Linked DNA regions of Homo sapiens: region 1 is linked to region 2. The links are chromatin loops, found by intact Hi-C in ENCODE. Cell type or tissue: psoas muscle. All regions are shown on one strand. Each heading gives the region's core, and the rest is flanking DNA. Links, peaks and the distances in the headings are about the cores only.

What was found. Peaks named below come from ENCODE experiments on the same cell type or tissue, not always from the same donor. Only the 100,000 strongest peaks of a DNase experiment are listed, where the experiment ranks them.
Region 1: it touches region 2 in a loop (2.2-fold over the local background); 93 of 110 quality-filtered maps call a loop at or near these places.

Annotation. Positions count from the first base shown.
Region 1 is chr19:33,999,052-34,010,747 of GRCh38, reverse strand. LOC105372371 (a long non-coding RNA gene) reads left to right here and starts at 5,327. Exons shown (of 3, transcript XR_935921.3): 1 at 5,327-5,409; 2 at 7,041-7,153; 3 at 10,350-10,510. RefSeq lists an enhancer at 6,739-7,240. In psoas muscle, for the core only: no CTCF peak of the experiment used is centred there; no DNase peak of the experiment used is centred there; H3K27me3 peaks cover 886 bases.
Region 2 is chr19:33,773,305-33,785,000 of GRCh38, reverse strand. CHST8 (carbohydrate sulfotransferase 8) reads right to left here. Exons shown (of 5, transcript NM_001127895.2): 5 at 11,495-11,696. Among named protein-coding and RNA genes, the nearest start is that of KCTD15, 18 kb to the left of the region's middle. RefSeq lists a silencer at 6,615-6,774. In psoas muscle, for the core only: a CTCF peak has its summit at 6,792 (motif pointing left); DNase peaks (open chromatin) are centred at 6,820 and 7,308; H3K4me3 peaks cover 350 bases; H3K27me3 peaks cover 4,323 bases.

The DNA.
Region 1 (11,696 bases), core at 1,813-9,812, 230 kb before region 2:
GGACAAAACAAAATAAAACTCCACTTGAGATCCTTCATGATGAAATAACAGATAATTCAATATGAAGAGATCTGTAAAACCTTAAAAATATCCAGGGAGTAAAGGCAGATTGCATAAAAACAACAGAATTTAGACGGACAGCTGACTTCTCAATAGCAATAATGGAAGCCAATGGTGCTATTAAGAAGTCCAATACCATTTGGCTTTTTCTGTCTATGTGACCTGTTTTTCTTAGAATTTTCTTTTAATCCTTGGAGTTCTGAAATTTTATAGAGATGAACCTTGGAGTAAGTATTGTTTCATTAATTGTGCTGGTTTCTCAGGGAGACATTTTGGCTTGGCAACTCATCATTGTCTTTAGTTTTGGAATTTGTTCTTGCATTGTTTTTTTGATAGTTTCCAACCCTAGTTGATCTAATTCTTTTAAAATTTCTCTCCTATTTTCTTTCTTTTAATTTCTTTCCTCCCTTCCTTCATTTTTCTGTAAGTATATCAAACTTCTTTGATTTGAACTTCCAGATTTTGGGACAGATTGAATTTTTTATTTTAATCATTATATTTTAAATTTCCAATAGTTCGGTTTTTGCTTCATGTATTTTGAAGCTCTATTGTTAGTTCCATACATATTTTGGATCGCTATATTTTCTTGGTAAATTGATCCTTTAATCATTAAGTAATGTCTTTCTGGGCAGGTGTTGCAGTGAGCCAAGATTGGACCACTGCACTCCAGCCTAGGTGACACAGAGAAATTGTTTCAAAAAAAAAAAAAAAAAAGTAATGCCTTTCTGTTTTTTGGACCAACTTTTTGGCCTAATATCTACTTTGTCTAATTTTGATATAGTTACTTGAGCTTTCTTTTGTAGTATTACCATGGTATATTGTTTTCCATCCTTTTACTTTTACCTATGCTATTATATTTAAAGTAAGTTTCTTGTAAACAGCATATAGTTAGACCACTCTTATCTATTCTGCGATATCTGTCTTTTAATTGGTGTATCTAAACTGTTTACATTTAATCAATTATAAATATATGTTAACTGGCCCACCATTTAATTTTTTTTCGGTTCATTCCCTCTGTTTTTATTTCCTCTGTTTACCTATTCCTGCTTTCTTTTGGGCTTTTGAAACATTTGTAAATTTTTTATTTGAACATTTTATTAAATTATAGTTTCACATGAAGATGTAACAAATAATTCAAAGACATCTCTTGTACAGTTTTCTCAGTTTTCCTCAGTGATAACAGTTTGGAAAACTATAATATAACATCACAGCCAGGAATTCAACATTGGTACAATCCACTAATCTTATTCAGATTTTCCCAGTTTTACTTGTGTTTATTTGTGTGCATTCAGTTCTATACAATTTAATCACCTGTATATGTTTGTGTTCCCATCACCCTCTCAAGATTCTGAACAGTTCCAATACTACAAAGAACCTGAGAAGCTCTTGTGTTTTCTTTTTAAAACCATACCAACCTTCTTCTGGCTTCCCCATTCTGAACTGCTGGCAACCATTAATCTTTCATTCCTTTCCTAAAATTTTCTCATTTCAAAAATGTTGGCCAGGTATGGTAGCTTACACCTGTAATCTCAGCATTTTAGGAGGCCAAGGCAAGAGCATCCCTTGAGGCCAGGAGTTCAAGACCAGCCTGGGCAACATAGAGAGACCATGTCTCTACTAGGCATGATGGTGTGCACCTCTAGTCTCAACTACTTGGGAGGCTGAGGCTGGAGGATCACTTGAGCCCAGGAGTACAAGGTTGCAGTGAGCTATGATCATGCCACTGCACTTTAGCCTGGGTGACAGAGTGAAACCCTGTCTCTAAAATAAGTAAAGAAATAAATAAATGAAAAACGAAACAAACAAAAATGTTATATAAGTGAAATAATATATTTTGTAATCTTTTGGGATAGGCTTTTTGCACTCAGCATAATTTCTCAAGATTCATTTAAGTTGTGTGTATCAGTAGTTTGTTTCTTTTTATTGCTGGGTAATATTTTATGGTATATATGGACCACAGATTGCTTACCCCTTGAACTGGTTTAAACGTGTCCCCCAAAGTTCACATGTTGGAAACTCGATCTCCAATGTGGTGTTGTTGGGAGGTGAGGCCTAATGAAAGATGTTTCAGTCATGGGGACACCACCCTCATGAATGCATTAATGCTTTTATCGAGGGAGTGGGTTTCTCATAAAAGTACAAGTTTTGCTCCCTCTTCCTCTCTTTCTCTCTCTCTCTTTGCCCTTCGGCCATGAGATGATGCAGCAAAAAGGCCTTCACCAGATCGCCAGATGCTGGCCCCTTGATCTTGGACTTCTCAGTCTCCAGAATTGTGAGAAACATTTCTGTTTGTTATAAATTACCTGATCTCAAGTCTTCCGTAATAGTAGTACAAAATGGACTAAGATATCCATTCACCTATTTAAGAACATCTAGGCTGATTCCAGTTTTTGGCTATTAAAAATAAAATTGCTACAAATATTGGTGTAATATCTAAAGGTTTTAAATATTCCATTTTAATGTATCTATTTTGTTTTTGATATCTATTTCTTAGTATGGTTTCATTGCTCCAGGGATAACAATAAACATGCTTAACTTTTCTGTCTATTTAGAATCAATATTTTACTATGCCAGAAGCAATGTAGAAGAAAACTAACCACCACATAGGTCCTACTATTACTTTCCTTGCCCCCGCCCTTTACGTTATAGTTATTTTTAAATATCAAACCTCTACCTACCTAGTTGGATTCAGGCTGCATGTTCTAACCAGATGTAAAGGTTGTAGGTCAATGTGAATTGGATTTTCAAAGTCTTTGCAGTGCTATCAGATCTGTCCCAGATGTGCTCCACCAATGGTCAGTCTGGGATCTGGGCTATGCTTTATTCTGTTGTTCAGTTCACGACGTCTATGGTGAGTGGTTTGGGATTAGATCCATGCATGTGCAGCTCGGAAGCTTGCCCAGGAGTTCATAAATGACTTTATGGGGTGGTCTTCTCCAACTCGTATTTCTTCACCATCTCTCAGGTACTTTTATGTTCTCTGGGTGCTCCATTTTCAGTTCTCAGGTCAGAAAGCGGAGGCTTTATTTATCATGCTCTGCCATGCACTTCCCATGGCCAAGAGTTGGGAGAGGAGAGAGAAAGAGAGACAGAGGGGAAGACAGAAGGAGAGAAGGAAGGAAGAGCAAGTAGACACAAGATTTGTCCCTTCCTGTTGGGGGACATCCCCTGATTAGAGAGGAAATTTCCTCTCCCTCAGAATTTTAGGCACCTGTGGGTAGCTCTGGGCTGAGGTGTGAGGGAATGAATGACAAAAATTTGATGATGGGGTGTGGGTAATATTTCTACTTAACTCGGAGTGTTGGCAGATGCCTTTCCTGCTCCTCAAGCCAGAATGAGCGGGTGTGTCCTGAAGCTCTCTGTCTGCTCCATGTCCATTCCAGGCTCCAGCTGTGTCTCATCCAGGCTGGGGGATACTGGAGGGGAAAAAAAAAAGGTTTGGTGATACTTCAAATTATGTTATTTTTCTTTAATTTATCATGTTCCCTTTGGAATCCTCAAAGAACTAATCCATGCATGCTGTGTATGTTTTATAGCTCCGTTCAGTGGGAGAGATAGGCTAGAGTGTTCTTTCTCCATCTCAGCAGTAGAACTGGAACTCCTTCATCCACTTTTTTTTCTTTCTCTCTCTCTCTCTTTTTTTTTTTTTTTTAAAGATAGGATCTTCCTCTGTCACCCAGGCTAGAGTACAGTGGTGTGATCATAGTTCATTGCAGTCTCCAACTCCTGGGCTCAAGCCTGGGAGGCTCACCCTAATTGTAGTTCAGCCTAATTGTAGATTTTCCTTCTGCATCTACTTCTACCATGTTTCCATCCTCCAGCCTCAGCCTCCTGAGTAGCTGGGACTACAGGCACATGCCACCCCACCCAACTAATTTCTAAAGAGATGGGGTCTTGTTAGTTGCCCAGGCTGGTCTTAAACGCTGGGACTCAAGAGGTCCTTGGCCTCGAAAGCACTGGGATTACAGGCATGAACCACCACATCCGGCCCACACTTGACACATCTATCTACATGTGTATGTATTTCTTTTCAGTTCTCTTCATCTTCATGAAATTACACGTTTGTTTAGAGTTCCTTACAATTTTAGCATGGTTTTAAGAGGGAGAGAGAGAGGGGAGGTGACCACATGGTCACTCCTCCAGTTTTCCTTCACGAAGTCTAATAAAATTGTGTCTTAAGATAATTTTGACTATTTTTCTTGGTTATTATGATGGTTGAGTTTTTAGTATCACTTCAAGCTTTAAGGCTTTTTGTTTGTTTTTTTTAATAAACAAGGGTATCTATTTTTAAAAGTGGAAGAAGTTTAGAGGAATAATTTGAAATCTGGTATTTTGTTTTTCCAGCCTGATTAGAAATAGAGCATTTTTCCAATTTTAGAATGAATGAATATTTACATAATATGTAAGTGATAGAAATGTAAGATAATATATAATGAATATATGTAATATATTATACATATATATATCTTTAGACATATATAGAGAGAATCTGAATATCTTCTTTACCAGTTTACATAAACCCCAAGTATTCATGCTTTAATAATAATAAACTGGTAAAAAAGACATCCAGATTGTTTTCCTCCCTTTATGTTAACCAAATCAAAAGTATTTTAATTTGTTTCTACTATGATAGTGGAAACGCTTTACCTCTGTATATTGTTCTATATTGCCTCAATGTTACTTCTTTAATTATATGATAATTGTAGGTTTTCCTTCTTATGTATCAATATCTACCATGTTTCCCTTTAATAATAATAATAATTATTATTATTATTATTTTGAGACAGAGTCTTGCTCTGTCACACAGACTGAAGTGTAGTGGCACGGTCTCGGCTCACTACAACCTCTGCCTCCCGGGTTCAAGCGATTTTGGTGCCTCAACCTCCTGAGTAGCTGGGACTGCAGGCGCCTGCCACCACATCTGGATAATTTTTGTATTTTTAGTAGAGACAGGGTTTTACCATATTGGCCAGGCTGGTCTCAAACTCCTGACCTGAAGTAATGTGCCTGCCTCAGCCTCCCAAAATGCTGGGAATACAGACGTGAGCTGCTACACCCAGTCTTTAATTATAATTATTTTTATTTCACTTGCTTTGAGGTTTTCGCTGCCTCTCATGATTAGTTATCTAATATCATTTTGCAAAGCATCTAGAAGGATGGAATCTTTGCTGTATTAAAATATCTCGTGTAGTTTTTTGACTTGCCATCAGCTGAAAATAGTTGGGTTTTAAATATTTTCATCTTTCCTTGTTCCTTTTGTTTTAAGATTGTCATAAGCATAGACCTTTAGCTTGATGCCTTCATGAGATAAAGGGGAAACTGGAGCTTGGAACTTGATTTCATCCACAGGTACACTGCTTTAAACGTTCACTTTTTATTAACAAAGCTAATGTGAAAGCAAAGTGTTTTCTGTTGCCAATTTAACTTCTTTAATTAAAAATAAAAGTTATAAGGTAGTAGTGCCATGGGTGAAGTTCTAATATCATCAGAATGGGGAAAATGTGTTTGAAATTAAAACTGTTGGCATGGTGGTGACTCTACAGTATAGTATCAGAAGTTTTGACACTTTATTTAATGGAAAATGGATACCAGCGCCTTAAACTCATCTAGTATTGCCTTTTAAAAAATTATAAAACTATAAGAGGCATGACTATGAGAAAAGCACTGATGAAAGCTGAGGGCGCCCTGGGAAGATGGGAGTTTGAAAGATTAAAGCATGAGTCCTGAGTTTTAAACTCTAAAAGAATGTTTGTTCTTGTTCTTAAACGAGGTCAGGCAAAGTAGCATTCCTCTTACTTTCACCAACTGCACACAGGTGGCAAGTGTCTGAAACTAACAATCACGCTAGAATGTGCTGAGCCCTATTATAACAAAATTCCAGAGAGAACCCCTGACTCTCTTTGTGCCAGTGGGATGGCTTTAGGAGTTAATTCTTTTTCTGCCTAAAAAGCAAAGTACTCAGGAAAAGTGGGTTTTTTTGGAGAGTCTTAAGAATCCCCCCGATTTCCAATTATATCAGAAATGATCTTTTCAAATGTAGTTCCCCATTCATGAAGATCTCTACCTATACTTACTGGAATTAGTGTATCTGTCATACTTGTGCAGTCTCGATAGTAGAATTTCTAACATTTTGCACAATTATGTTCTTTTCCCCCAGAAGAAGTCAAATGCCATACCAGACATATCATTTTACAAAATATTAATAGATTTTTTTCCAATATCAATATTATACACAGAGGTATTTCAGGCATACAAAAACATGACATCTACAAAGACTTTAACATAAAAATGTCCTTGGCTCGGGACTCACGGTAAAAGTGTAATAGCAAAACTAAATTAATTTCACGGTAATTTATCATCCCTAAAATTTAAAGTGGGAGGAGGTGAAGGGTCTTTCCATCGTGTGCCTTCTCCATGTCTTCCAACAAAATGAAAGGCTAAGATTTAGTAAAAGTAAACTAAAATGTGGCCTATCTGTGTAAACTTGGCATTCATTTGCTTTTTTCCCCCTAAGCCCACAGGTCGGTCCTTCTTGACATATTTGGCCAAGCTTACAGACGTTGAGCTCCAACAGCACTGACACTTTCAGAAGATTGGGTTTTTAGATTAAGCAACTGTGGCTGACAGTGAGGACCTTTCCAAAGCACCAGCCACCAGCTGGCATGGCTGCCCAGGGCAAGCGGGACCTTCCATAACCCGCTGGCCTGCAGTGCCCAGAAAGCTGGAGGCGCCCCATTCCCTCCCAAATCAGTCCCCTTTGCTCAGTCTGCCATGTGACAAGGAAGGGGCTGTGGGGCCCCATCTGTCCCAGCCATCACAGAACAGAGTAGGACTGCAGAGAAACAGGAAACAGATTGCAACCCTTGCATGGGTTTCTGACTTCGTATCAGCCCGTCCAAGATTCCCCTCATATTGCATTATATTATTTCATAGACTGACGTGCCAGGAAATTTTTCCTCTTTCTTTACCCCACCTTCCAGGAACGGCTGGAAAATCATCTTCAATCATTTCACCTGGAAGTCTCCCAAGAGGACATGAGTATCCTGTTAAGACATCCTTTTATGTTTTCAGTAGCTTTGCAGTTTTGTCTTTGGTATGTTTTTGCAGTATTGTGCTTTTCCTTCATTTTTTCCCCTGTGATTCATTAGTCTTTCTCCTGTTGTAGAGGGTTATAATTATATCCAAATTAATAGTCAAGAAAGCATTCACATTTAGGATAGCAGTTTTTCTACAGGAAATTAGGTTAGCTGCTTTCTTTCCCAGCAAAACCTCATTTTGTTGGGTTTTTAATTTTTTTCCCCGATTTCTGAAATAGCTTTATTGTTTTCATCTGTTTATATATTGAAATACATACTGTTTGGAACATCTTATGAAAATTCTGAAACATGGAAAGAGGTTAAGAAAGACTACCCATAACTTCACTTCACGGAGACAATTTCTTTTCTCATTTGAGCTAAATCATTCCGGTCCTCTTTAGGTAGCCAGAAATACAACTATCTATATGTGTGTAGATAGTTACACTCTCTTTTTAGAATACTCGGAGCTATACCCTCTTCTTAGAATAAATACTCAGAACTCCCTCAACCAATACCATCCTAACTTAGCCCAACTTTAACTTAAGGACCACAAACCACAAGTGGGCCTGTAGCACGGCTCAGCAACACAAATCCATCTCTCCAGTTGGCTCACTCTGCCACTCTCCAAAACTGGTGTTTCATGCCTTCTCCTTCAATCATCAACACCCTTTCCCTTCCTCATGTTTCAGTAGATGACCTTGTCTGTTTCACTGAGAAACAAGAAGCAGTAAAATGAGAACTGTCTCATCATCCAGCCATGAAATCAAAAACACCAGCCTCCCCGCCTCTGTTCCCACCCTGGCTCTCCTGGGGCTGTAAGCAGCCCCTACTCACACACTGCGCCCCATCTCTCCTCCCGCTCAGTGGCTCATCTCTTCATTCTCCCACTCATTGCTTTTTCTCTCAACTCCTTGCTTCCCAGCAGCATAAAAGCATGTTATACTCTCTCTCTTATTAAAAGCACTTCTTGGCAGGGGCAGTGGTTCACACCTATAATCCCAGCACTTTGAGAGGACGAGGTGGGCGGATCACTTAAGATCAGGAGTTTGAGATCAGCCTGGCCAACATGGAGAAACCTTGTCTCTATTAAAAATACAAACATTAGTGGGGAGTGGTGGTGCATGCCTGTAATTCCAGCTACTCGGGAGGCCAAGGCAGGAGAATTGCTTGAACCTGGGAGGTAGAGGTGGCAGTGAGCTGAGATCATGCCACTGCACTCCAGCCTGGATGACAGGGTGAGACTCCATCTCAAAAAAAAAAAAGCACTTCTTGTATCATGTCTGCCCCGTCTATAACCACGTTTCCCTGCTCCCCTTTATGGCAAAATTTCTCAAGAGTTAGATAGACTTACCATTTCTACTCTGTATTGACTCTGTTTTCTCATTTTCTAGATTCTTCATGCTCAAGCATTTGCGGGCCTTGATCCTGGAGAGACTGCCCCTTCCAGCACTAGAGATAATTCCTAGAGATAGCCAAGGACTCCCCTGCAAGCATGCCTTTAACATACAAACCAACCAATCCAGAGCCCAACCCACAACCATCTCCTTTATCAAATTCTCACACACCAAGCCAATATTCCCCATGTACTAAGTCACCCCAGGGCCAGGTACAGGACAACCAGAGATCTTTCCTATAGCCCAGAAACAGCTGGAATTATTCAGACCATCCAATCCTAGGCATACTCAGTGTCTCTACCTTGACTCGCTCAGGACTGGAGACAGACACTGGTCCCGGGGATGGGAGCCACCCCCAGTCCAGTAGTAGGAAGCTTATTCTTCTGTACACAGTGAAGCTGTCTCCTCTTCCATCACAACTCCCTGCTGGGGTCAGTGTCCTCTTCCAGGTCCCTCTGATGATGGTGTCTGCCATTGTTCTCTCTTTAAGCAGAGTGTTTCAGCTTTAGTATGGTCATTCTTCATTTGTTCTGTTTACAATATATTGCTAATCAATATAGATTAGAAACAGGCAAAATTTTTCTTTTGGAATTTCAAGTCAAAATTTATTTATTTATTTTGAGATGGAGTCTTGCTCTGTCACCCAGGCTGGAGTGCAGTGGTGTGATCTCTGCCTCCCGGATTCAAGTGATTCTTCTGCCTCAGCCTCCTGAGTAGCTGGGACTATAGGCATGCACCATCATGCCTGGCTAATTTTTATATTTTTAGTAGAGATGGGGGTTTCACCATGTTGCCCAGGCTGGTCTCGAACTCCAGACCTCAAGTGATCCAGCTGCCTTGGCCTCCCAAAGTGCTGGGATTATAGGCTGAGCCACCACACCCAGCATTCACATAGTTCTTTAGGCCTTTCCTATATCAGCACATGCTAAACAGCATGGAAGGAGGATGTCCGGCCTTGTGTTGCTGGCTTATATCTGAGACAGATGTTGTGCAAATAACTGTTAGCAATTCAGGTTTGATTTCATTGTCGAAGTGATTTGGGGTCTAAAAGTTTGGCACCATGGGATATGTGAGAAGTGTGTGTTAGGCACATTTCTTTTTTCTTTTTTCTTTTTTTTTTTTTGGAGACGGAGTCTCGCTCTGTCGCCCAGGCTGGAGTGTAGTGGTACGATCATGGCTCACTGCAACCTCCGCCTCCCGGGTTCAAGCCATTCTCCTGCCTCAGCCCCCCGAGTAGCTCAGATTACAGGCATGTGCCACCATGCCTGGCTAATTTTTTTTGTATTTTTAGTAGAGATGGGGTTTCACCATGTTGGCCAGGCTGGTCTCGAACTCCTGGGCTCAAGTGATCCGCCCACCTCGGCCTCCCAAAGTGCTGGGACTACAGGAGTGAGTACCACATTTCTATCTCTGCTTTGTGGTGGCTGCTCCATCAGATTAGTTAGGCTTCTTGGAAATAAAAGATTTGGGTGCATGGAATTATATAGAGAGGCTAATGAGGGTAGAAGGACAATGTACAGCATTTTAAAGACTTAAAAAGGAAGAGAAACTGTATTTTAAACTTGAGTTAGCAATATTATAAGCAAATTGGTTTTTTTTTTTAAAGAAACCTACAGTAGATTTTATTTAAAACTGAATATTTAACGGTTTATTGGGTAAGCCCAAAGGCTTGAAATTACACGTCTATGAATTTAGGCCTTGCGTTTTTGACACCTTGGATCCTATTCTCCTTCCTTTGCTATTTTTTAACTTACTGCAACAGATGAGGGGCTCTTAAACCATCTGTTAACCTTTCTTTCTCCTTTTCTTAACCGTGTAGAGTTGCTCAAGGCAAGAAGACCCGGTGCCAGCAAGACTGAAACAAAAAAGCAAAAGAGGTGAGCATGGAAGAGATCATTGGGTTTGACATTTCAACGCTTGGGCCTATTAATTTTTTATGCCCTGCTACTTGTATATCGTTAATAAAAATCTGACGAAAAACTTTTTAGGATGTATTTGTTGCTTTGGCTTTGATCTTAATGTTTGCAAACTAATACATTAATACATGTGAAGCCTTAAGGAGTTTTTCTAAGAGAATATTTCCATACATTATATTTTCATTTCCATTTTAGGTAGCTGAGCCTCTGTGGGGTTGCAGATGGTAGTGGCATTCGATTTTGGTGGGAAATGTATCTCTTTGCCTGCCGTTAAATGTTACTTCTCAGACAAAACGAAACCTTGTCATCAGTCTTTTACCTAAATTCACTTCTGCAAGAGCCCCACACCTCTAAGGTGGTGTTGTCATTTCAAATTCTTCATTCTAAAAAGATACGTGAAACTCCATTCAGTTATTTGCGATAGTAAAACCAGTCCCAGATCATCTAATAGCAGGGATTGCTGTCTAATTATTAAAATTTCACTTGGATTAGGCTACAGAGATCAGCTCAACTGAACATCATTATTTTTTTTTTTACCCCTTTTTAGGTGTCTGTTCCCTAGTAGCAACATCTGTGACTGAGTTGTGACAAACTCAAAAGTTAAGCCAACACACACGTGTCATCTTTTTATTTATATGTTACCTCTCTGCTCCCAAATATAAGACACAGTGATGGCATGAAAAAATGTTCACAAAAACCCTCTAAGCAACAAATGAGATTTGAGGATCTAATGAATACTTGCATTATATTCGAAAATTTACTTTATAAAATAAGTAGACATGAAACTTGAATGATTACTTATTATTTTATGCCTAGTGTTCCACTATTGGAACACCAAGCCTGTGGGAGTTATTTATATCCTACTGCTCAAGGTCAGCGCCAAGGTCTGATTTTTCACTTATGCAAAAATTCAAAAAATTGCAACCTCCAGCATAAATGGGTTAAAAATGATCACTAACCCAATTTTAAACAGTTCGTGGGTGAATAGACTATTACAATGACCCTCTCAGTTGCACATTACTTTAAAGTGACTGCGAAACTCATTGAATATTTACGATTTATGTTGAGTATAATACTACCTTCAATAGTTTTTGAATTTTTATCCTTGTAAGTAATGTTTGAAATGTCTGTCATTTTCTAATTTATGAGTAATTAATTATTCTGGTAAATGTTAAGTACCTTTTTTTACAGGAGAGTGTATGGAAAGAAAAAGTATACTACACAGAAAAGAAAAATTAATTCAGATTAAC
Region 2 (11,696 bases), core at 1,979-9,978:
CACTTAATCACATCCTGTCTAGATGGTCCTCTTTGCCATGTAAGGTTACATAACCACGGGTCCTGGGAGTCAGGATGCAGATCGCTTTGGGGGAAAAGGGTGATGATTCTGCCTACCACACCCAGGTAGACCCATGTCCACCTTTTGTTCATTTAAGGTACCTACTTTCATCTGGAGAATGGCACCTCATCTTTGCAAAAAGCTGTGATTTCAACAGGCCCTTCCATTGCTTATCAGATTAGCAGATTCGGAGGGATACGGTAGATGATATGACCAGCCCACCCTTGCACCTCCTTTCTGTAAAGTGAGTCCCTTTATCTGATGCAATGGCACGTGGGATGCTGCGCTGTGCATCAGACACTCTGTAAGCCCTTGGGCTTGTGGTCTGGCTCGGGCCCTGTGGGCAGGAAAGGCAAACCCATCCTCAGACTTTGTGTTTATTCCTGACAAAATGAATCACTGCTCCTTCCAGGATGAAAGGGATCCAGTGTGGTGGGCTTGCCACCAAGTGATAGGTTGGTGTCCTCATGGAATGATGCTGCATTTGGGACTTAGTGTGGGTCTCTGTTACTGGAGAATTGGAGATTTGGCAGCAGCAATAGCAGCAGCTAGATCAACCATGGTGAGTGGGAGCCCCTGTTGCTGGACCCATGCATAACCTCCATCCCTGTCACCACGTCCTCCTTGTGTGTGCTTTTTGTACCAGCCGTGAAGAAGCCAATGACAGAAGCTGGCTGATGTTGCATACCCAAGTAGTTCTGCCCACTTGGTTGCTTGGTGCCTCTTCCAATGAGTGCTAATGTGAGAGACATCGTCACACTTTGTGCCAAGTCCCATCCACATGACTTCCCCTTGTCTCCTAACTTCTAATCTTTCTCCTTCTAGGCTCCTGACTATCTGGCCAAGCCATCGGCCACTGCCCATGAGTCCATGTATATTCTGAACTCAGGCCATTTCCCTTTTCACCAAAGTGGATGACCGGTGTCTAAAGCTCTACCCACTGGGAGTATTTCACTTTACCACCATCTTTCCAGGCCACTCCTGGGTGGAGCTGTGGTGCACACACCATCCACTGCTGCAGTGCAGACACCATCAGCTTTTATTTTGAATTTTTATTTAAAAAAAAAAAAAGATATGGGGGTCTTGCTGTGTTGCCCAGGCCTGTCTAACTCCTAGCCTCAAGCAATCCTCCTGCCTTGGCCTCCTGAAGTGCTGGGATTACAGATGTGACCACTGTACCCTGGTCACCATCCACTTTTTTTTTTTTTTTTTTTTTTTTTGAGATGGAGTCTCACTCTGTTGCCCAAGCTGGAGTGCAGTGGCACGATCTTGGCTCACTGCAACCTCCACCTCCCGGGTTCAAGTGATTCTTGTACCTCAGCCTGTGGAGTAGCTGGGATTACAGGTATGTGCCACCATGCCTGGCCACCATCCACTTTTTACCTGCTTCTACACAAGCCAACACATCTGTGAAAAAAGCTCTAGCCTTTTCCTCTTTCATTAGCTGATCATGCCCCTCACCATATGGCCTCAGAGGTAAACTGAGGAAGAGGTCTCAGTGCAGCAGTGGGGATCCCAAGGTGCCCAGGCTCCCTGCTCACACAGCTCGCTTGTGTCCTCCCACCCTGCTTGCACTTGATCCTGGGTGTGCCACTTCTATCTTATTATTACTAGTTAGAGACAAGGTCTTACTCTGTCACCCAGGCTAGAGCGCAGTGGTGCAATCACAGCTCATTGCAGCCTCCAACTCCTGGGCTCAAGCAATTCTCCTGCCTCAGCCTCCTGAGTAGCTGGGACTGCAGGTGTGCATCACCAAACCTGGATGATTTTTTACTTTTTGTTTGTAGAAACGTGGTCTCTCTATGTTGCTCAGGCTGGTCTCAAACTCTTGGCCTTAAGCGATCCTCTTGCCTCTGCCTCCCAAAGTGCTGGGATTACAGGTGTGACCACTGCATCTGGCCAACTTCTATCTTTTGATAGGAGGTGCTGAGTCCACTTGGCCTTTTGACTTGGTGGTTCTGACAGGACCCAGTTCATGATGGGCAGCTATGGCTGCAGTTTCATTGAGATCCCACGGTGATATGGTTTGGCTGTGTCTCCACCCAAATCTTATCTTGAATTGTAGTTCCCATAAGCCCCACGTGTCATGGGAGGGATCCACTGGGAGGTAATTGAATCGTGGGGGCGGTTACCCCCGTGCTGTTCTTGTAATAGTGAGTGAGTTCCACAAGATCTGATGGTTTTATAAGACGCTTTTCCTCCTTTGCTCGGCACTTCTCTCTCCTGCTGCCATGTGAAGAAAGACGTGTTTGCTTCCCTTTCTGCCATGATCGTAAGTTTCCTGAAGCATCCCCAGCCATGTGGAACTGTGAGTCGATTAAACCTCTTTCCTTTATAAATCTGGGTGGCAGAGGACCTTGTGGGAGACTCCTCCCACTTCTCTGTGGTCCCAGATCCTCGATGCTCAGCTCTGTTCTGAGCTGGGGGCATAAGGGTGCCATCACCCAGGTCTAGCACAAGGCCTGACACGTGTGACCGCTCTAAGTGTTGGATGGAGATGTGCTGATAGCCTCTTCTATGCGCCGAATGTCCCCTGACAATATTGTGTCCTATGTTGAAATCCTCAACCCCAAAGTGATGGTGTGAGGAGGTGGGGCCTTTTGGTGGTGATTAGGTCCTAAGGGTGGAGCCCTCGTGAATGGGATTAGCACCCTGATAAACGAGGCCCTGGGGAGCTCCTCACCCCTTCTGCCATGAGTTCACAGCAGGAAGAGGGCCCCCTATGAACCAGGAAACCGGCCCTCCCCAGACACTGCATCTGCTGGCGCCTTGATCTCAGCCTCCAGAACTGTGAGAAATTGTTTGTTGTCTGAGTCACCCAGTCTATGGGATTTTTGATGTAGCAGCCCAGACAGACTAAGATGGATGAAGACAGCCCCTCAGCCTCATTCTGGATCCTTCTGGGCATGGAACTTGACCGTAGTACACCCCTCCTTCAATGGTTCCGCTGTTTCCAACACAAAATCCAATCTCCTTATCCCTTATCCAAAATCCAAGGATCTCCCTGACCTGGCGTCTCCCAGTTCCCCCATTCCGTGATCCGCAGATGTCTATGTGGGGCTCACACAGTGTTTGTTCACACTCCCCTGGGCTCAAGCCCACTCCTCCTTCTGGTCCCGATTCATGTCCTGAGAGCCAGCGCTAGGAGGTCGCATGCTCCATCAGTCTTCGGGCACTCAGCGGGGGTCCAGGCCAGGGCCCCCCACCCTCAGCCGTGTTCCTTGGTCACTCTCCAGAGCCTTGGGTCACTCTCCACTGACTGTTAGGCCAGCAATCCTGCCTGCAGATCTACAGAGAGCCGAACCTTGAAAAATGATGACGAGCCCTTCTCCTCGTGTCATTAATCCTCTCATGACCGAGGCATTTCCCCCAGGGTGGGCACAGGCCCAGGGTGACTGATGGCACCTGCCCAGCCTCTTGAGGACTTTGGCCAGTGGGAGGTGTTGACAGCATTTCCCAAGTGAAATGCCACATGGAGATTAATGACCCCCGAGCTGCGGGCTTTGGGTGGGCAAGGCTGGAGCATAGCGGGGCCCCCCAGCCTGCCAGGTCTGTGGAACGCTTCCTGCACCCCAGTCCTCTCAGCCCCTTCCAGGAACAGTGCTGTGGGTTCGCTACCTTTGCCCGGGTTCTCAGGATCTCTCAGAAATGGTTGCCTCAGCTTCACGCCTGAAACCTCAAACACAAATAATTTTCAATTTGCCTTGGAGTTTCAATCCCACAATCCGATGTTAAATAATAGATTAGCTGCCTCAGGGAGAGAAACAGGATTTAAGAAGAAGAAATAACTAAAAGGAAAAGTAAAATTCAGCACATCGGTTTGGAGAGCAAGAATGCAGCCTTCCCTCCCGGCCCAGATTTGCCGACCCCATCTCATCCTCCCAGACGTGGCTCGCTTCCGGGTCTTAGGGGACTGTCATCCACACAGCATGGTCTCCCCAGAGGCAGGCTGGAGGCGTCAGCAGTCCTGGGCTCATCTCCAGCTGGTGCGGCCAGATTGGCAGACTCCGTCTCCCACGCCCCTGCTCTCAGGCCCTGCACGCGGAGGAGGGGGCTGACCTGTAGCCCCAAAACCACCACCCACCAAGGCAGAGAGAGACAGATGGGTGTGGGTGGTCACAGGCAAACTCAGGTAGTCACAGGCAGGTGGATACAGGCTGGAACAGGTGACAGCAGGCAGGTAAGCAGGCAGGTAGCAAGTGTGAACTGATGGAGCCAGAGGCACAGGTACAGGACCACCGTGTCACCAGACCCCAGAGGAGGCTGAAGAGGGTCCCTCTGTGGGGCGTGACTTGTTCACAAGCCCTGGAACCGAGGTCATCTCCATCCAGGAGATTATCATGGTGGGCAGAGGTGAAAGTCATCATCGTGATCCTGGCCACTGCCACCCCTGGCCACAGTTTGCCTGTCACCACAGGAAACCACACCATCTCCAAGGTCACAGGTCCCCAACTCCCGCCTCACTTCCTCCGCAGACCCCAGCGCCTTCTCTCTGCCTATCAGCCCTTCCTGTCTTGATGCCCTTCCTCATCCAGCCTTGTCCTGATTGGGTGACTATTCTCTGTGTCCTTCACTCCTCTGTCACACAGGTCTAGGAGGAGCCCCGCTGTGACCTTGCTTATGCTGCAGCAGGAAGGCATGCTGGTGCCCTGCACATCCATCATAAACTGCAAATGGGTGCAAAGCAATGCCTGAGACACTCCCTCTCTTTCTCCAGAGAGCTTGTCTTTCCCTTGCCCTAGTGACCATTCAATTCCTTCTCTGCTGTCGCAAAACCTCCTACCCCATTGGAACACCAGAGAGCCAGTAAGAACTGTGCACTCATGGGCACACAGAGCCAGGGCCAAACCATCAGGCTCTGAATTCTGGAAGATCCCCATTATAGCTGTGTGGCCTTGGGCAGATTACTTAACCTCTCTGTGTCTCAATGTCTTCATCTGCAAAAAATGGGGAGGATGATAACGGTCTTCCAGGGTTGTAGTGAGGATTAGATAAGCTCTTATATGTGAAACGCTAGCCAGGCGAGGTGGCTTAAGCCTGTAATCCCAGCACTCTGGGAGGCCGAGGCGAGTGAATCACTTGAGGTCGGGAGTTTGAGACCAGCCTGTCCAACATGGTGAAACTCCGTCTCTATTAAAAATACAAAAATTAGCCCGGTGTGGTGGCAGGCCCCTGTGATCCCAGCTACTCGGGGGGCTGAGGCAGGAAAATTTCTTGAACCTAGGAGGCGGAGTTTGCAGTCAGCCGGGATCGCGAGGGGCAGGGTACAAAAAATATGAAATACTTAGAGCAGTACCTGGTAAACCGGTAAATTCCATAGTTACTTATTACTTTAGGTGCCAAGGCAGGAGATGCTAGTGTGATAATGGCTTGGGTTAAATGACAGCCCTGGAGAGGGAGAATGGACATGGATTCAGTATGCCCTTGGGAGGCAGGGCGAAAGGGACGATCCAGGGCTTGTAGGGAAGGCTGAGCCGGGAAGCCGGGAGAGGAGGGGCTTGAGGTGTGAAAGGTGTGCGGCTCAGGTGAGACGTTCAAGTGGAGACACCCGCTGGACGTGCCGACAGCTGGGGGTGAGGCGGCTGGCCATGGGGGTCTACCGATCAGGGCTGCAGGGGCAAATCCGGGAGTCTAGCACAGGGGTGATGGGGAGCTCGCCCAGGGAGTGTGTAGGCAGAAGAGTGCCTGGGATTGCCAGCGTGCGGCAGTGGAAGGTGCCTTGTCAGCGGACTCTGCGGGTGGCAAGATTGGAAGGCAGGCCAGGGTGGGGTCCAGAGTGGAAAAGGAGGTGAAGCCATGGGGGCTGAGGGGTGGGTTCTGCCAGGAAGGAGAGGAGAGAAATGGGCAGGCGCTGCAGGGGCCATCTGGCTACGGCTTCCCCGTTTTTAAAGGTGGGGCATTGACAGCTTGTTTTCTGCTGATGGGAAAGCCTGCTGTGTGTGCAGAGAGGGCGCAGGTGCGCGCGGGAGGTGCTTAAGGAGTAGGCTAAGGGACTGGGATCTGGTGTGTGTGTGTGTGTGTGTGTGTGTGTGTGTGTGTGTGTCGGGGGTGACCTCTGGCCAGTGCAGGAGGGGAAGTGGAGGACAGGGCTCAGCGTGGGAAGTGCATGCACTTGGCTGAGACAGTGAGGGACCTTCCGGTTCTTCCCATTTATTTCAATGCAGCAAGAAGCCCCGTCCTGAGCCGTGCATGTTTCTGTGTGTTTACGTGTGTGTCTGTGTGTCCGCGTGCATCTGGGTCTGTGTGCATGCGTGTGTCTGCATATCTGTCTGGGTGTGTGTTTGTGAGGATGGGTGTCTGTGTGTCTGTGTGTGTGGTTGTGTGTGTCTGTGCGTCTGTGCCTGTGTGTGTGCATGCATTTGTGTTTGCGCGTGTGCGTTCGTGTTGTGGTTGAGGTTGGAGAAGGCCTGACATCACCCTGATGGAGCGTGCAGGACAAGCCCCCGGGGAGGTTGTGGATGTCACTGCTTTAGGGGCGCTGCGGGTGTTTGGGGGCTTAGTGTTAGCACAGGCGGGTCCCCTGGAGCTGGTGGGTTTGAGAGTAACCTCTGGAGGCCGCCCGCAGACAGTGGAGGGGCGGGAGCCCCGTGACCCCATGGTTGGGAGGGCGAGGTGACAGAGGAGCCGACTGCGCGGTGGGGAGGCTGGGGACGCGGGGCGCCCGGGAGCTGGAGCCGCGCGGCCAGAGCGCTGCTGCCACCTGGCGGCCCCGCCGGGGATCCCCAAGCCGCTGCTCGGGAGCGGGGACTTAGCCCCACCTGGCGGCGGAGAACGGCTCTGCGCCTGTGGGTACGAACGCGAGGGAGCCCCTGCCGGCCGCTTGGGCGCAATCCCAGCTCCAACTCCTGCGCTGCACAGCTCTGGCCACGCCTTTCTGTGCCTCAGTCTTCTCACCTATACAGTAGAGCGAGGCATGAGTGGACAGCACCGCTGGGAGAGGGGCACTGGGCAACGCACACGAGGCCACAGCGCAGCACCCAGCACGAGTGACCCCCGACACCTGCACCCCCGACACACTCAGGGTCCCAGTCCCTTGGTCTCCTCTTTAAACACCTCGCGCACGCACCTGCACTTCTCCACGCTCAGCACTCACTGTCCACTTGACTCAGGCTGGCATACCCAGGTGGCGCGGAAGGGTCGCCCAGGCCCGTGACAGGAAGTTGCTCTCTCTGCCCTCTGCCCCTGCCCCCTGCCCCCTTCCCTAGCTTCCAGAGCTCTTGGCACCTCCAGCTGCTCCCCTGCTCCTCCTTTCCTGAGGCCGGCCCAGGGTGAAGGAGAGGCAGGAGGATAGTCCCCTAGTAGCCCCGGCCTGGCCCAGACCCCGGGTCCCCCTCTGCTGCCATCTCCCAACAGAGCCTCTTGTGCAAAGCGTGCCCTGGGCAGTGAGAAGGGCCAACAAGCAGCCAGGCCAGGGCAGTGTGAAGAACCCAGCTCAGGGCTCCCACACCCCCTCCCCGGCCCGGGCAGGGCAGTGGGGCTAACATACAGTCCTCTCCCCACACCCTGCTCCCCGGGGCGCCTGCCTATTCCTCATTCAGGAGTCATGGTACCCATCAGCTGGGAGTCCCCGGAGGTAGGGGCAGTGTTACTTGAGCCCAGACTACCCCACCCCCAACTTTCACCTTTGCCCATTTCTGGATCCCGTGGTTCAACACAGCCTCTTGTGCCCAGCTCTGGGTCCCCTGGGCTTGTAGAGCAGTGGAGGAGTGAGGGACGCCAGCAGGATGTTCGCTGGGTTCACCACGAGTGCTCCCTGAAGAGGAAGGGGCCAAGAAGAGATAGGGGCAGTGAGGTGAGGCCGCCTCCAGGCCTCAGAACCATGGGCTCCACAGGCTCCTGTCCCCCACCAAGGGGCTCAGCCCTGAGGATGAAATTGGCAAACCCTGCCTGAGAGTAGGGGGAGATGATGGGGGACCCCCTGTCCACTGCCTGCCTGACTTTGTCCTGGGCCCCTTGGACAGGCCCTGTATGGGCCACCAAACCCTGTCGAGACAGCAGGGAGGAGGGGGAGCTGGGGGGAGCCAGAACTGCCCGAGTTTCCCACCTGACCATCTGTGTGGACCTTGAATCCTATCTCCCCAGGATACTCAAGGCCTTTGGGGCTCCCAAGCCCCAGGAGGGACCCTAGGCTTTGGGACGTCTGTTCTCGTCACCACTCAGAGAGTGGGGCTCCCATCCAGGAGGTCTCAGCCACTCAAGGGCAGAGGCCTGGCAGGGACTTCCCTGGGGCCGCCCGGAGGGGCCCACAGGGGGACCAAGCTGGGGAGGGCCCTGGGGCTTGGGCTGTTCTTCTCCCAACTCAATGGGCCTCCTTTGCCCCTGGGAGCTGCCAGTGGCCCTTTCTAGGGTCTCTGATCAGTTGGCCCCTTCCAGGTGACATCCACAAAATGGCCAGCGAATGGGCAGGGAGAGACGAGGAGCAGGTGCACGAGATGGTCCTGGAGACGGGCAGGACTCAGACTGCACACAGCCCACACCCGGCATGGACGCGGGCTCACACACAATGCACACCCCTCACTCCAGGAACACACACACACAGACACACACGCTCCCACTGACCCCATAGCACAGGCTAGAAACACACACACACACACACGCTCACACCCACCCCACAGCACAGGCCAGATACCTCCCTCCCCCCACACACACCCACATACTCATTACCCATTTAGCCCACAGCACAGGCCAGACACCCACACAGACACACACCCACGCAGACACACAGACCCACATTACCTGTATGCTCACTCCCATCCACATGATACAGGCCAAACATACACTCACACTGTACAGGCCAGACACACACAGAAACACACATACAGACATACACTTACACCCACCCACCCCACAGCACAGGCCAGACATACACACAGAGACACACACAGACACAAACACACACATGCTCACACCCACCCCACAGCACAGGCCAGAGACACACACACACGTTCACACCCACCCACCCTACAGCACAGGGCAGAAACACACACACACACACAGACATAGACACAGACACACACACACACGCTCATACCCACCCACCCCACATCACAGGCCAGACACACACACCCACATGCTCACACCCGTTTATCCCACAGCACAGGCCAGACATCCACACAAACACACCCACCCACATGATCCATATGCTCACACCCACCCACAGTACAGGCCAAACACACACACTCACAAACACACATGTGGAGAGTATAGGCCAGACACACACATAGACATATACGCGCTCACATCCACCCACCCCACAGCACAGGCCAGACACCCACACAGACACCCAGACACACACACAGACACATGCACACGTGCACACACACATACTTCCCTACCACTGCACTGAGTCGGCTCTTCCTGAGCCCTGTGAGGTTTGGGGCTGGGGTTGGGGGTTGGAGCTGGGTTGGTCTCCAGGCTGGGCCTCTGGCCTTCAGTTGGAGGTCACTCTCAGGGCTGTCAAGTGGTGATCATGGTCACTGCCTGCACCTGTCTTCTGTCATCACCACCTGCAACAAAAGCCCCCCACTGATGGATGCGTTGTGTGTCCACGTCTGTCCAGCTTGAGCCGGCGTTTCTCTGAGAGATGATACAAGTGCATGTGCCTTCTCCCCCGACACACACATGCAGACGCACACACACGCTCACCCAGGGGAGGGGCTGTGTCATCCTCACTGTCTCCAAGCTGCTCCCAGATGCTGTGTCAGCGGAGAGTTCAGGTGTTCCCTGCTGAGCAGATGCCATAGGGGCACTGCCTCTGGCTTCACCAAATGCACCCATGACCAGGGACACTTTCCTGCACATGAACGTGGTCTCACGTTTGAGCACCGGGACCCAGGGCACCTCTTTTTAGGTTGTCCTCAGCCAGGCACTTCCCTGTCTCCTCTCACATGGACCCTGGTCCTGGCCAAGGTGCAGGGCAGCTACTCTGGCTTTCTGGGCCCCTCAGCATCTGCTGTCTCAGCTTCCACGGGTCCCAAGAGTTCCCCAGGCCCTGACCACAGCCTCTTCCCTGCCCCTCTGGGTCACTTCTGTTGGATGGTCCAAGCCGCTTCCAGCTGGAACCCGAGGGAGGTCTCCCTGCTTCTCAGATCTCCTGGATGGATGTTACCCCAAAGGGGCAGGAGGAAGGCTCAGTGCCTTGTTCCCCTTTGCAATGTTCCAGGGTCCAAGATGGAGGCAGAAAAGGAGATGGAGCAGCTCAGGCTGGTGTGAGCCTGGGGAGATTCCAGAAGCACCTCCAACTAGTAATACAGGAGCGCCTCCAACTGAGGATCCAGCAGCTCCTCCACCTGGGGATCAGCAATTCCTCCACTTGGGGATCCAGCATTTCCTCCATCTGGGGATCCAGCAGTTCCTCTACCTGGAGATCCAGCAGTTCCTCTATCTGGGGATCCAGCAGTTCCTCCACCTGGGGATCCGGCAGTTTCTCCACCTGGGAATCAGCAGGGCCTCCACCTGGGGGTCCACCCAGGGATCCAGTGGCACCTCCACGTGGAGAATCAGCAGCATCTCCCCTAGCAAATAGGGACAGACAGAGGGCAGCCTCCTGGGAGGGCCCACAGAGCAACCCACAGAATGACCCAGGAGGGCATGCAGAGGCTCCTGCAGACAGGCTGACAGAGGGCAGAGACTCCAGAGTCAGGCAGCCCTTCCCATCACAAACAAAACCCAAATGCAGCCACACTCATGCCCACACTCAACACTCCAACAAACACCTCCTCCCAGACCTTCCCAGAACCACATTGACTGCTGACACTTCTGGAGCCCTCTCTGGTGTGAACATGTATGCTTTTGGAGAAGTTTCCTCTATGGCTTCTCCTCTCCTCCTCCAGAGCATGTGCATCCTGACAGCCCTGAGGTGGTTTTGTCAGGTGAGTGGGGCCAGGGATCAGGGTGAGTGGGGCCAGGGATCAGGGTGAGTGTCTGCAGATGACAGCCTCAGGCCAGAGTCCTGCTTGGCTCAGAGGTGCAGAAAGCCAGGGACAGCCTTGCTTCCTGCTGGGAGTACCACACCCACCGAGATGCATGCCCCGTGCCCCCTGGCTCCGGCCTCAGCCCTGATTGGCAGCTTGCCTGGAGAGCTGGCTACTGCTCTGGCAGTCCCCAGAGGCCCCTGCAAGGTGCACTGATAAGAAGACACCCCAGGAGGCCCCCATAGGAACAGGCCTATCTTTTCCTTTCAGGATTAATGTGCCAGGACTGAGACGGAAGCACCCCAGTTGACTGGGACCTAGCCTCAGACGCCTGCAGGTCCTGGCTGAGAGCCGCTGGGTCCTCTGTGCTCTTCTCCCAGGAAGCTGCTCCTGAACTGGACTTCTCTGCAGTGGGGCCTGCAGCACCTGGCTCAAGCTGCCCCGGGAAGGCAGAAAGAGCCCCAGAAAGCCCAGCCCAGGGTCCACGTGCTCCCACGCCACCACAGAGTACACACCGCTGCTCTGGAAACCATGTGCTTTATTTGGAACCTTAATCCAAGGGAACCTCCCCCCTGGCTCGTAGAAAAGCTGCAAACCACGTGGTTTGGTCCAAGGCAATGGCTAAGGGAGTGCGGGACATCCCTTACCGCTGGGCCCCCCGTCCTCTGGGCCTCAGACTTCCCTGCTCATCAAAACTGTCGGCTGAGCTCCAGGGGTGTCTGC